Linked DNA regions of Homo sapiens: region 2 is linked to region 1. Evidence: chromatin loops called from intact Hi-C (ENCODE). Cell type or tissue: PC-9. All regions are shown on one strand. Each heading gives the region's core, and the rest is flanking DNA. Links, peaks and the distances in the headings are about the cores only.

Region 1 (7,429 bases), core at 1,373-6,372:
CACCCACCTGGCAGGGCTGTCATGAGGATTAAGTGAGAGACTCATGAGGCTCTGAGCACTGTGCCTGGTGTGTGATAAACCTTCAGTAAATGGTCCCTATATCGGTGAGCATCAAGCATTTCCAAAGGGAAAAAATAAGACAAAAACTCTTTAAGATCAAGACAGGAGGAGGCTGAAAGTTTCTAGATGCAAAAAGAATTTGCTTTCCTGATACATAAAATAACTTTCACACAGGGAAGAGACTGCAAAAGTGAATCATTCATTCCACAAATATGCCAGCTATGCACCAGGCACTGGGGAATTTGAAGATCAACAAGATAGAAATGGTCCCTGCCCTTCCAGAAAATAACAGTCTAGAGGGGATGCAGACACAGAAACAGGCAATTACAGCAAGGAGTCTGGTCAGGGTCCCATCTCTCTTACACAGTGCCCTGGTGCCCCATCCCCACCACCCACCCCCAGAAACCACATCGGAGCCCCATCCTGTGCTCACATCCCACTTCCTGCCAATCCAAAGAGGAGACTTGAAATCATTGACCCTGACCTTCCCGGGTTACAAGTTCTAATAAGATGAGCACACCAGCTTCCAGCCAATGACTGAGCTTTAGAGCTCCACCTTCCTAGACTGCTGTTATGACCTGAATGTTATGAGCTAAATTGTGTCTTCCCAAAATTTATATGTTGAAGCCCTAACCCCTAATCCCTCCCAATGTAACTGTATTTTGGCCTTTAAATAAGTGATTAAAATAAAAATGAGGCCATTAGGATGGGATCTAATCTAATCTAACTGGTGTCCTTATAAGAAGAGAAAATTTGGACACACAAACAGAGATACCAGAGGTGCGCACACACACAGGGAAAAGGCTATGTGAAGACACAGGAAGAGGATGGTCATGTTTAAGAAAAGGAGTGAGGAACTATAAGGAATAAAAATACATTGCCAGGAAAAAAAGCATAGTATGTAGAATTATGAAGTTTTAGAGCTGGAAGGAACCTTTATTTTTATTTTTATTTTTTGAGATGGAGTCTCACTCTGTCACCAGGCTGGAGTGCAGTGGTGCAATCTCAGCTCACTGCAACCTCCACCTCCCGGGTTCAAGGGATTCTCCTGCCTCAGCCTCCAGAGTAGCTGGGACTACAGGCATGTACCAACAAGCCCAGCTAATTTTTGTAGTTTTAGTAGAGATGGGGTTTTACCATGTTGTCCAGGATGGTCTCGATCTCGTGACCTTGTGATCCACCCCCACTCAGCCTCCCAAAGTGCTGGGATTACAGGCGTGAGCCACCACGCCTGGCCAGGAAACCTTACAGGAAACGTTTTTATTCCTTTCATTTAACAGATGTGTATACTGGTACCTAGAGAATTTAGGTGATTTGTCCAAGATCACAGACATGACTAGAACTAGAACTGAAACTAGAAGCCAGATTCCCTAACTCCAAGTCTATTAAACATCACACATTGCTCTACCTTTTCTCCAATTATTTTGATACAATAATTAACTTACATAAAAATACCTCATATCCGAACTTCCGGTTGAATTGCTGTTTATATAAGAATGTATTATAACTATTTGAAAAGCATTTCTGTAGCAGGCAAAATGTAAAAAGATGTAGAAACGTGGCCATGTACATGCCCAGCGTTTCTCTTTTTATCATTTCTTCATTCATCCTTTGGCCTCGTGCTATGTGTTCAATGCTGTGCTTGATGCAGAAGAAAACAAGTAGAAGATACAGTCCCAACTTATAAGGAGTTCTGTGCACACACTAGTTGGGAAGACATTTCTGTAAGTAACTGTTCAGTTGGTTACTTAGCAAATATATGACGAGCCCCTGCTCTGTACTAGATAACTCTGTTAGGTTCCAGAAACGTAGTGGTGAGTTTGGGTAAGGTTAGGCTGCTGTAACAAAGGAACCAAAATAATCCAGTGGTTTAAAGACTGAAGTAAATGACTTCTTCATGTAATAATTTGAGGTAAGTGTTCAGGTTGGTGGGTAGCTCTACCTCACTTGGTCCCGTGGGCCTACATCCCTCACCCTCTGCCATCTCCTGCAGCTTTGTCATCCAGCCTCTATATGGGGGGCACTGAGTCATAGTTGGCTCCAGCTGTCAACAATAGAAAGGAGAAATAGAAGTGGCACCCAGCATTTGTGCCACATTTGATACGCCAAAATTTAATCACATGGCCACACATAGCTGCAAGGGAGGCTAAGAAGTAGAGGTAGCTAGGCAGCATGCGTCTAGCATAATTCTGTCACCTTGTGTCTCCCCACAAAGAGGAGAATGGGCTTGCAGAGATGGCTAGTTGTCTTGGCCCCAGCATGCAAAGCCTTCACAGTATCTCTGTATGCATCCACAATCTATCTAGGGAGACAAAATAATAAAATCCTTACAAATTACAGTAAATGTCATAAAGGAAAGGTACATGATCCTTAAGAACATAGAATGGGAGGACTGACCGGGTCAAGGCCGGAACATCCAGTCAGCAGGAAGAGCCCATGAAAAGGCCTGGATGCAGATGATGGGGGAGCTGGTTAGAAGCTCAGATCCTGGAGCCAGACTTCCTCTAGAAGACTGAAGAAGGTTTGAGTCTTAGCTCTAGAACTTACTGACTGTGAGACCTTGGAGGAGTCATTTAACCTCTTTATGTCTTAGTCCCTTGTTTGTGGAATAATAAACATTATTATTATATAATATAGCAATAACTATAATTATTATATCAGTACCTTTGTTATGAGGACTAATTGTAAATGCTATACTATAGGCACATACTAAATATAGCTAACACTACCTAGGGATATGGGGAACATCCATCTCAGGTCAGAATTTTAACAAGTAGTAATCTAGGTGAAGAGCTGTCTGGTAGTGGTTATTTAGGATTTTCTAGGCAAAGACACAGGCTTTTATTATTGCAAGTAATTCAAGAGTTTCTATCTCTTAGTCTGTGAAAAAACCCAGGCTTGACCAAATATGCTCATTCCATGGAACGAGGGGAAATGTCTAACTAGTCCATCTTTGTGCTGCTGCCACCAGAGTAGGAATAAATCATGTTATTTGTACATTATACATTGGTACAGGAATTCTCAAGGGGTGGCAACAAAGAACTTCAATGTATATAGTCAGGTGGACATTCCCTTTTTTTTTTTTTTTTTTGTCGACTCAAAGGAAAAACTTCCCCTTCACTGAGGGTTTGCTGAAAATCAACTGATCAAAGGCAGATTAATAGGGGGAAAAGCATACAGGTTTATTAAATCATAGTTTTATATGACGTGGGGAACTTCAGCATGAAGACCTAAGGATATAGGGGGAACTATCCATTTTATGTGTAGGTTAAGGAAGTATGGACAGCTGTGTAGAAAGAGGATGGAACAGAAAGGCTATGACCTAATGCTACTAGACTAAGTGGCGAAAACCAGCAAGGACTGTCTGTCTAGATTCTTCTTGGCCTCTCTGAGCAGCGTTCCTTCCTTCTGGGTGTGGGGCAGGACCTTCTCTGGAATGAGGATCTTATGACCTGCAATCAAGCAGGTCAGATAATTTATTTAAGTCTAGTTTTTACACAGAAAGGAGGGAAGGGGTTAGAGTACTATTTTCAGGTTTTATGGCCGGCTTTGGTGAAAAGGGGGTCTGTTTTCTTTTTTTTTATTATTATACTTTAAGTTCTAGGGTACATGTGCACAACGTGCAGGTTTGTTACATATGTATACATGTGCCATGTTGGTGTGCTGTACCCATTAACTTGTCGTTTACATTAGGTATATCTCCTAATGCTGTCCCTCCCCCCTCTCCCCACCCCACAACAGGCCCCGGTGTGTGATGTTCCCCTTCCTGTGTCCAAGTGTTCTCCAAAAGCAATGGCAACAAAAGCCAAAACTGACAAATGGGTTCTGTTTTCTACAACCCACTTTGGGGAAGAAGGATTCTAATGTCTACAGCAAGCCTCAGGGTAGACTGAGGGGCAGGAGGGCAGGAGAAAGTGACAGAGAAACGTTTGCTTCTGAGGCTGCTGCTGAGGCCTTCATTTTGAGGTGTTATATTTTGAGCCCCAACAGTCTGTGCATATTCCTTTGTGTTTTCAAAATCAGTGAATTTCAAATCTAAGTTCCCCTTACACTGCGCAGTTCATGTGTTCTACAATGGTCATTTGGGGCCTCCTCTCATGCCTGGCATTAGATAGATCCGGGGTCTTCTGTAGGACCCTGAAACAGGGAGTCCCCCTTATCCACCAAGCACTGTAGAGATGCATTAGTTCTGTTTTCTCTTCTGGTGGTCCCTTCAGATCGTGGGACTGCAAAGTGACTCTGGGGAGCCCAGTGTTTATTTGTGGCCTCTGCCACTGTCCCCTCTGAGATCAGCCACCTCCTTGGAGCACTGCCAGGGAGTGACGATGTAGGAACCTTGTCCACTGCTCCCAGAAACCACAAACCTCTGCCCCCTTCCTACTGTCTGAGATTTCTTTTTTTAGCTTGGGAGAATCTTCCTCCCACTGTTTACCTTTTCCTCAGGGCTATCCTCTCTCTCCTCAAACTCTCTAGACTAGAGCACCTAGAAAATACCCTCAGTGGCATGGAATTTTGAAAACAAAAGCCAGGAAAGACAATTGTTTATATCCTTCATTCCTTGCCACATACCTGCCTGAGACCAAGGAAGCAGGCTCCTGCTGCCTGCTAAGTTGGGGAACTGCAGAGGAGGAAACCCAGGAAGAAGGAATGAAATGGGAAATAATTATCTTGCTACAACAATGGCACCTGTGTTTCTGTCCACCTAGGGAGCCATTTTTATCAGAAACTTCCAAATTTGCCTCTTTCAGAGGTCTCTCCTTCCCTTTCTGCCCCAAAGTGCAGGACTCCAGCAACAGCAAGTCGGATACCCTGAGAAGAGGCCCCCAGACATTGTGTGTGCATGTTTGCTTGTTTTAGTGTGCTTGCATTTGTTTCGATTAACAGTTGCACTAGTTATCAATGATTAAATGTCTGCAGTTTTTTCACATAAAATCAGGATATCTTGGCTTTTTTTTTTGGACTCTTCCAAAGTACCGAAGCTGCATTCCCAAATGGCGACAGTGGAGCGCTGACTAGTGAACCTTGTCCTCCTTCAGATGGAGTGCGCGTCACCTGGTTTCCTACAGAACCCAGCACCCCTAACTCCCTAAAATCCAGGTCTGGTGCCAGATGCCAAGTATCATTTAATTGGGATACTGTTTTCTAACCCTACAGATCAGAGGAAAATAACTATTTTATGGACCCATGTTTAATGTAGAGAAGTTAAAGGCAGACCAAGAGCAAAGAGGGCATTTTTGCTTTAGGAAAAGTGGGAGTGAGGGCATTTCCTTGTGGAAGTGAAAATATTTGCACATGTTTAGTATGCGTGCGAAGTGTGTCTGGGTCTGAGAATACAACTTCAGAGTAGAGTTGCCAGATGAAATACGGGATACAGTTGAATTTGAATTTCAAATAAACAATGGATTTTTTTTAGTGGGAGTATGTCCCAAATATTGCACAGGCAATATACTTTTAGTTTAAAAAATCATTGTTTCTCCAAAATTTAAATTTAACTGGAAATTTTGTACTTTTTTCCCCTCCTAAATCTAGCCATCTTACCGGAGAGGCTGTTGGAAATCAAATCTGTCTCCTTGCTCATTTTCTTTACCTGCCATGCCTATTTCCTGCTATGGTGGTGCAGGGAAGGTAGAAGCACAGGCTCTAGAGAATTCAGAATTGCAACCTTTAAATGTAGATAGCAAAGGCTGCATTTCGAATCTAAATATGGACCTTGAGCAAGTACAGACAAAGAGAATGAAGCTTCTTTTTAATAAGGATCTTAGTACCCAGAGAGAAGACTTTTGTGTGAAAATATCAGAGATTTGGCCAGGTGCAGTGGCTCATGCCTGTAATCCCAGCACTTTGGGAGGCCGAGGTGGGCAGATCACCTGGGGTCAGGAGTTCAAGACCAGCCTGGCCAACACAGTGAAACCCCGTCTCTACAAAAATTAGCCAGGCATGATGGCGCATACCTGTAATCCCAGCTACTCGGGAGGCTGAGGCAGGAGAATCACTTGAACCCGGGAGATGGAGGTTGCAGTGAGCCAAAATCATGCCATTGCACTCCAGCCTGGGCAACAGAGAGAGACTCTGTCAAAAAAAAAAAAAAAAAAAATTCAGAGGTTTTAAGAACATAAGATCCCAGTGGATAGTTTTTTGTTTTTTTTTTTAAATCGAAAACAGATCTGAACAAAGATAATTCCCTAACCACAACTCGTCAAGGGGTTTTAGCAAATGCTTAGTGAGAAGCAATTAGACATTACTATGTGCCATATAGTTTCCCAGGTCACATATGATTGTGTTTGTGTGATCATTAAACTAGTTGTGATCTTCATTCCACTCATTCTCAATTAAATCTTTGTTAAAGAATTGGAACCATTCACAGGAAGTGTTTTAGATAGATTCCTGGGCTGCGTGTGTCTGGGTTCTACCTGAATACCACAGTCATGACTTGGGTTCTCAGAGCAGTTAATATTTTGAAACCCACAGGTTTGGGATATTTGGAAACAGATGGCTGATTAAGAACCTGATTCCAGGCAGGGCGCGGTGGCTCACGCCTGTAATCCCAGCACTTTGGGAGGCCGAGGCGGGTGGATCATGAGGTCAGGAGATCGAGACCATCCTGGCTAACAAGGTGAAACCCCGTCTCTACTAAAAATACAAAAAAAAATTAGCCAGGCACGGTGGCGGGCGCCTGTAGTCCCAGCTACTCGGGAGGCTGAGGCAGGAGAATGGCGTGAACCCGGGAAGCGGAGCTTGCAGTGAGCCGAGACTGCGCCACTGCAGTCTGCAGTCCGGCCTGGGCGACAGAGCGAGACTCCGTCTCAAAAAAAAAAAAAAAAAAAAAAGAACCTGATTCCTGTCTTACAGTATGAAATGGTGTATTAGTCAGGGTTCTCTAGAGGGACAGAACTAATAGGATGGACGTATATATGAAAGTGAGTTTATTAAGGAGTACTGACTCACATGATCACAAGGTGAAGTGCCACAATAGGCTATCTGCAAGCTGAAGAGCAAGGAAGCCAGTCCGAGTCCCAAAACCTCAAAAGTAGGGAAGCTGACAGTGCAGCCTTTGGTCTGTGGTCAAAAGTCCAAGAATAAAAAAGCTAAAGAACTTGGGAGTCCAACGTTTGAGAACAGGAAGCCTCCAGCACGGGAGAAAGATGGAGGCCAGAAGACTCAGCCAGTCTAGTTTTTCCACGTTCCTCTGCCTGCTTTTATCCTAGCCGGGCTGGCAGCTGATTAGATGGTGCCTACCTGGACTGAGGGTGGGTCTGCCTCTCCCAGTCCACTGACTCAAATGTTAATCTCCTTTGATGACATCTTCAAAGACACACCCAGGAATAATACTTTGCATCCTTCATTCCAATCAAGTTGACATTCAATATTA
Region 2 (7,429 bases), core at 999-5,998, 670 kb after region 1:
TTTAACTTCAGTTTCTCAAAATAGGACAAAAATCTAGCTGCAAAGATTGTGCTTTTAAAAAAATTATACACAAGGCCGTGTGCAGTGGCTCACACCTATAAGTTCAGCACTTTGAGAGGCCAAGGCAGGTGGATCACTGAAGCCCGGGAGCTCAAGGCCAGCCTGGCAACATGGTGAAACCCCATCTCTACAAAAAACTACAAAAAATTAGCTGGGCGTGGTGGTGTGCACCTGTAGTACCAGCTACTCCGGAGGCTGAGGTGGGAGGACTGCTTGAGCCTGGCAGGTTGAGGCTGCAGTGAGCCGTGATCACGCCACTGCACTCCAGCCTGGATGACAGAGACCCTGTCTCAGAAAAAATAAATAAAATAAAATAAAAATTATATGAAAACTACAAATGACACATCAACTTCACTTGGAATTGTGAGCTTTTCAATTATTTATAATAATTATTGTGTACTTACCAAGAAATGCAGAGAAGTTTATCATAAATCCAAAAATACCACTCTCTGGAGGTGTTGTTCCCGTATCACTGGCAAAGGGAAGAAATGTCCAAATTATTAGAAAGAAATTCTGTCCAGACCTCTGGGAAGACACGTAATTGGCGAGTTTTATATTCTGTTTCTTTTAGGTGTTCAGCCACTTTGAATTCCAAAGATTTGGCCTGATTTTGTTCTAAAGTATTTTCATTTTGGCTCTGAAAAATCTAAAATTTATTTTTATACCATGAGAGATTCCATAGTAAAAAGCCAGAAAATGTTTAAAATGAATGGTGCTGCCATTTTTCAAATGATCGAACCCACTAACCTTGGTATGTGTTCCTTCTCAGTGAAGAATGACTACTTTGAAAAAGAAAAACAAAAACAAAAAAAAAAGATCTAAAATCATGTTTGAGGCCGGGTGCAGCGGCTCACACCTGTAATCCCAGCACTTTGGGAGGTGGAGGTGGGAGGATCACCTGAGGTCAGGAGTTCAAGACCAGCCTGGCCAACATGGTAAAACCCCCATCTCTACTAAAAATACAAAAATTAGCCTAGCATGGTGGCAGGTGCCTGTAGTCCCAACTACTTGGGAGGCTGAAGCAGGAAAATCTCTTGAACCAGGGAGGCGGAGGTTATGGTGAGCCGAGATCATGCCACTGCATTCGAGCCTGGGCAACAGAGCAAGACTCGGTCTCAAAAAAAAAATAAAAATAAATCGCGTTTGAAAATTCTAATATTGGCATGTTAAATACACATAAACACATCACTTTATTTTCTAATAATTGAGATTTTATTATCTGCTGAAAATATTATGATAAAAATCTGAGGCCGGTCACGGTGGCTCACGCCTGTAATCCCAGCACTTTGGGAGGCTGAGGCGGGCGGATCACCTGAGGTCAGAAGTTCGAGACCAGCCTGACCAACATGGAGAAGCCTCATCTCTACTAAAAATACAAAATTAGCCGGCCATGGTGGCACATGCCTGTAACCCCAGCTACTCAGGAGGCTGAGGCAGGAGAATCACTTGAACCCAGGAGGCGGAGGTTGCGGTGAGCCGAGATCACACCATTGCACTCCAGCCTAAGCAACAACAGTGAAACTCTGTCTCAAAAAAAAAAAAGAAAAAGAAAACTGAACAATATTATTGATCTCTAGGAATACTTTATGGAAATAATAGGGTATCTAGGGTATATTAATTGTGGTAAATTATTTTAACAAAAAAGGGTTTCTGTAAAACATTTTTCAGGTACAGTCTTTCAATTAATTAAATGAGTTGGAAAATACTGTTTGACATGTTCTTTTTTTTTATTTTTTAGAGACAGGGTTTTGCTATGTTACCCAGGCTGGTTTTGAAGTCCTGAGCTCAAGCAATCCTCTTGCCTCAACCTCCGAAAGTGCTGGGATTACAGGTGTAAGCCACCATGTCTGGCCAACATGTTCTATTTTCTATTAGTGCCAAGCTTTAATTTTTTTCATTTTCAGGCTGCTCACTTTAAAACTGATGGCAAAAGAGCTCCCAACATGAAACAACTTGAACTCATTTTGAGTGTTTCTACATTTGTAAACAGCTCTGAAATTTAAGTATTAAAAAACCGATCACGTTGAAAATGATGCACTTGTAAGTGTTTGAAGAATTCCACAAGGAGCCTGTGTGTGCAGAAAACAGGAATTTTTTAAGTTTTGCGAACACTTAGTATTTAAACTGGAGTATAAAGAAGTTAATAGGGCCGGGCACAGTGGCCCACGCCTGTAATCCCAGCACTTTCGGAGGTCGAGGCAGGTGGATCACCTGTGGTCAGGAGTTCGAGACCAGCCTGACCAACATGATGAAATCCCATCTCTACTAAAAAATACAAAAATTAGCTAAGCATGGTGGTGGGTGCCTGTAATCCCAGCTACTCAGGAGGCTGAGGCAGGAGAATCGCTTGAACCCAGGAGGCAGAGGTTGCAGTGAGCCAAGATTGCGCCATTGCACTCCAGCCTGGGCAACAGAGCAAGACTCCGTCTCAAAAAAAAGAAAAAGAAGTTAATAGCCTCCCTTACGACCAGGCGCGGTGGTTCACACCTGTAATCCCAGCACTACGGGAGCCCGAGGCAGGTGGATCACGAGGTCAGGAGTTCAAGACCAGCCTGGCCAACATGGTGAAACCCTGTCTCTACTAAACATATAAAAAATTAGCCAGGCGCGGTGGCAGACGCCGGTAATCCCAGCTAATCCGGAGGCTGAGGCAGGAGAATCGCTTGAACTCAGAGGGCGGAGGTTGCAGTGAGCCGAGATCGTGCCACTGTACTCCAGTCTGGGTGACAGAGTGAGACTCCTTCTCAAAAAAAAAAAAAAAAAAAAAATAGCCTCCCTTACAGCAAATGCCTTTATTCCAAATTAATTCAATTTCAATGTCACTGGTATTGCAAGAACCTGAAGGGTTTAGGATTTAGGCTGGGTATAGTGGCTCATGCCTGTAATTCCAGGACTTCTGTGGGCCGAGGCGGGAAGATCACTTGAGCTCAGGAGTTCGAGACCAGCCTGGCCAACATGGTGAAACCCTGTTTCTACTAAAAATACAAAAATTAACTGGGCATGGTACAGCGTGCCTGTAATCCAAGCTACTCGGGAGACTGAGGCAGGAGAATCACTTGAACCCAGGAGGTAGAGTTTGCAGTGAGCTGAGATCACGCCACTGCACTCCAGCCTGGGTAAAAAAAAAAAAAAAAAAAAAAAAAAAAAACCTGAAGGGTTTCGAATTTAGCATTACCACTTTTCCTACAATAACCATTTTTCACACTACAGGAATGTTGAGGTGGAGGATGCCCTTCTGAGCACAATGCTGAATGGGCAGAGAGACAGGAATGGGAACCAGTAATGGGGAAAAAAGCAGAGACAGCTCATAACCTTGGGCAGCACTTTTGCCACACAATTAACTCTGCCAGGGAAATCAGGCCTCCCTGCCTTGGCCTGAGGGTATAAAAAAGCAGGCACCAGGTGACTCATCCTAGAGTTCTTGTTACACAGGTCTGAGAATAATTCTGAACCTCAGACAGCCACATGCCAGGCATCGGAGCAAACACAGAGGAGAAGCGCTGGGAAGAAGGTTGTTTGCCTGTCTGTGGAGAAAGGGAAGGCAATGAAAGAATGAGGAGGATATTTAGGAAGATAGGGAGGTGGCGATATGAAGGTGCTCTAGGTGCTCTGACTGAAGAGAAGACCAGACCTGGGGACTCTGTCTATTGATGGCAAATTGAGACTATGTCAAAGGCCCAGGTGTGGAGTCCACATGACATCAAACACGTGATCTGAAAACTTGGAATTCCAGGGTCGTGTTCTATTCTTGCTTATCTGTACATTTAAAACCATACAGGTGGAGGCCAGGCACGGTAGCTCACACCTGTAATCCCAGCATTTTGGGAGGCCGAGGAGGATGGATCACTTGAGCTCAGGAGTTCGAAACCAGTCTGGGCAACATGGTGAAACCCTGTCTCTACAAAAAATACAAAAATTGGCCGGGTGTGGTAGCTCATGCCTGTAATCCCAGCACTTTGGGAGGCTGAGACGGGTGGATCACTTCGGGTTAGGAGTTCAAGACCAGCCTGGCCAACATGGTGAAACCCCATCTCTACTAAAATATAAAAATTAGCCAGGCATAGTGGTGCATGCCTGTAATCCCAGCTACTCAGGAGGCTGAGGCAGGAGAATCATTTGAACCTGGGAGGTGGAGGTTGCAGTGAGCCGAGATCATGCCATTGCACTCCAGCCTAGGCAATAGCATGAGACTCTGTCTCAAAAATTAAAAAATAAATAAAAAATAAAATAAATACAAAAAGCCAGGCATGGCGGCACCTACCTGTAGTCCCAGCTACTTGGGAGGCTAAGGTGGAAAGATCACTTGAGCCCAGTAGGCAGAGGTTGCAGTGAGCCAAGATCATGCCACTGCCCTCCAGCCTGGGTGACAGAGTGAGACCTTGTCTCAAAAATAAATTAATTAATTAATTTTAAAAAAAAACATACAGGTGAAGGGAAGCTCAGAATATTTGGGACTAAGATTAAAATAAATAAGTAAATAAATAAAACTATACAGGTGGAACCAAAAGCACTTTGCAAATAGCCATTGAATGAATATCAGTACTGGCCAAAAAAAAAAAAAAATTGACCTAATCAACACCACTTACTGAGCATTGACTATGTACCCACCAGGCACCATTAGGTGCTTACCATATATCAGTTCATTTCATCTTTACAACCCTGAGGGGGGTCTATATCAACCCCATTTTACAAAGTAGGAAATTGGGTATTAGAGAGGCTATATAACTTGTTCAAGATCACAGAGCTACACAGAGGATTCCCTATCCCAATACAGATGTTTAACTCCCTGACTTCCCAGCCTCTCCTCTGCTTTAACAGCAGACAAGGAACTAAGCCATTAGGAGAATGATTGGGGGCGGGGAGCAAACACTAATATAGATGCTGGTCAGTGTTTAACAGCCAGCTCTGGAGGGTGCCTGGTTTGTGGCATTTGCCAACTTCCATGGTGAAAATACTCTCAACACGTTAAAATTCAGGCTACCAAAAGAACCAAAACAAAAAAACGAAATAAATAAATAAAAACAAAATTTGGGCTACCAAACGGCAGGTCACTGAACGTGGAGTTGGAAGAGAGGCACACAGTCCCTGCTCAGGAGCAGACACCAGCTAGCTCCAGCACACCACGGGAATGAACCAGCATGGTGATGAGAAGACATCATTATGCCTTTGTTGTAGACCAGAAAGATGTAAACTAGGCAAGATCTTAGAAACTCCTCAAATGCTATAATTGTAAAACCTTTCTGCCAAATACTGCCATGGTAAATCTGATTATTTTTCAGGATGACTGAGGCTATAACACCCACCATCAATGCCTGAATATCAATGGCCCACATTCCTACACCTTTGCACTGCAACAGTACAATACAACAGTGTTGACACAACAAAAATTCATAACCAGTTGTTTGATTAAACACCCATCTTTTCAAAGTTTTTTTCTTTTAACTCCACAGATAGCTATAGAATTTACTCATTCATCAGCAAAATATTTGTTAGATACAATCTGAGTCACAAATTCCCAAATCTATCAGATAACAATTATCAATTTGTGATTTATTTACACTAAGTGTAGAATTCAAAGAGGTGAGGAAATAAAAAATACATAAAAATAATTTTAAAAAAATTCCACTAAGTGACAAAGCAGTACCAATTTACATTAGCTGAAATTTTGCTCAAGAATAGTTCATGAAAACTTTCCAAGAGGCAAATGAAAATGTGAACGTTTCAAAACTTTTAAGAACAATAGTGTTTGCCCATTACCATTTTAAAGATGAAAGAAGGCTGGGCGCACATTAGCTCACACCTGTAGTAATCCCAGCACTCTGAGAGGCCGAGGCAGGTGGATCACTTGAGGTTAGGGGCTCGAGACCAGCCTGGCCAACATGGTGAAACCCTATCTCTACTAAAAATACAAAAAAAAAAAAAAAAAAAAAAATTAGCCTGGCATGGTGGTGGGTGCCTGTAATCCCAGCTACTCAGGAGGCTGAGGCATAAGAATCTCTTGAACCCAGGAGGTGGAGGTTGCAGTGAGCCGAGATCGCACCACTGCATACCAGCCTGGGCGACACAGCAAGACTCTGTCTCAAAAAAAAAAATAAAAAATAAAATAAAAATGAAATAGCTCTTACCTCTCAATGAAAAATGTTCTTATGTCTTTCCACGTCTGATTTTATATATTAAGTAAATATTTTTTACTTTTGTTGGTTTGTTTTTTGCTTTTTTGGACAGCATACATAAGTAAATATTAAGTCACATATTCTGGTGATACTGGAATCCAGATAAGTAAACACTAAGAGGTAACCAAGAGACCCTGTGGGTAACCTCTTTTTATTTATTTATTTTTTTTAAGCTCAAGCTAAATGATTCCATCATGCAAGGGCAGAGGTAGTAGTATTTGGGTGGCCTAACTGTGCCTGGGTGCCTGATTCAGTACACTGGAGAATGAGTGAGAGGCAAAACCAGTTGCTTCCCAGCCTGGCAGCAGTAGTCTCTCTACCCAGCTCCTACCACATCATTCTGCACCACACAGTTTCTGCAGTGCAGTGGGCCCTGCCCAGCTCCACCCACCACCTGATTTGCCTCCTTGCTAATAAGGCACTTTCTGGAAACTGTAAAGAGGACAAGGCCAGCAAATTGTTCATTTGCCTGTGGTTCAGAAGCTGTTGAGGCTGTTATGTATACACAGTTATTTTAGGGGTAGGTTGTGCCTAGGAAATCCGTTTATGTCCACATTTCCTGTATTTACATTTCTGCAAGTTAAGCAGACTGTGGAAAATTCCAAGTCGTTTGTGTAACATCCTACTTCAAACTAATTTATGATGTTAAGCTAGTGAATAATCACTTGATACTGAAAGGAATGAAAACGATACAAAGAAAACATGCTGGATAATAGAAGACTTTCTGAAGCTTGGTCAAACTTTGTTCTTTAAGTTACTGGATACACAGGATTTAAATATTCCAAAGCCTAGAATTATGGTTTATTGGAGGAACTTAGATGCTAACAAAATGCAACATCATGTGTGTCTCCAGCCTGAAATTTATTAGATTGTTCCAAACTCATACACTAATTGCTTGGATGATTGATAGGGACTTAGAATCTAAAAAAAACATAATTCCCCAGTATAAAGAGAACATCATTTCCTTTATCTTTATAATATTTAAATATATTATTTAAAAGGGATAAGTACGGAATAAAAAGTCATACTACATTTTATTAGCTACTTTTAGTTACGAGAGCTAACTTTCTGGCAGCTTCACTTGGTGATGACTGTTTTAGAATGTGGGGGGCAGGCCGGGCGCGGTGGCTCACGCCTGTAATCCCAGCACTTTGGGAGGCCGAGGCGGGCGGATCACAAGGTCAAGAGATCGAGAC

Evidence for each region. Hi-C counts contacts between places; a loop is a spot of excess contacts. Peaks named below come from ENCODE experiments on the same cell type or tissue, not always from the same donor. Only the 100,000 strongest peaks of a DNase experiment are listed, where the experiment ranks them.
Region 2: a loop joins it to region 1, with 4 times the contacts of the local background. A loop is called at or near these places in 1 of 110 quality-filtered maps.

The regions. Positions count from the first base shown.
Region 1 is chr12:102,560,226-102,567,654 of GRCh38, reverse strand. All of the region lies in intron 11 of LINC02456 (long intergenic non-protein coding RNA 2456), which reads right to left. Among named protein-coding and RNA genes, the nearest start is that of IGF1, 83 kb to the right of the region's middle. In PC-9, for the core only: no CTCF peak of the experiment used is centred there; DNase peaks (open chromatin) are centred at 3,434 and 4,494; H3K4me3 peaks cover 1,917 bases; H3K27ac peaks cover 4,648 bases.
Region 2 is chr12:101,890,966-101,898,394 of GRCh38, reverse strand. DRAM1 (DNA damage regulated autophagy modulator 1) reads right to left here. Exons shown (of 7, transcript NM_018370.3): 2 at 465-532. Among named protein-coding and RNA genes, the nearest start is that of DRAM1, 17 kb to the right of the region's middle. In PC-9, for the core only: no CTCF peak of the experiment used is centred there; a DNase peak (open chromatin) is centred at 3,424; H3K27ac peaks cover 1,537 bases.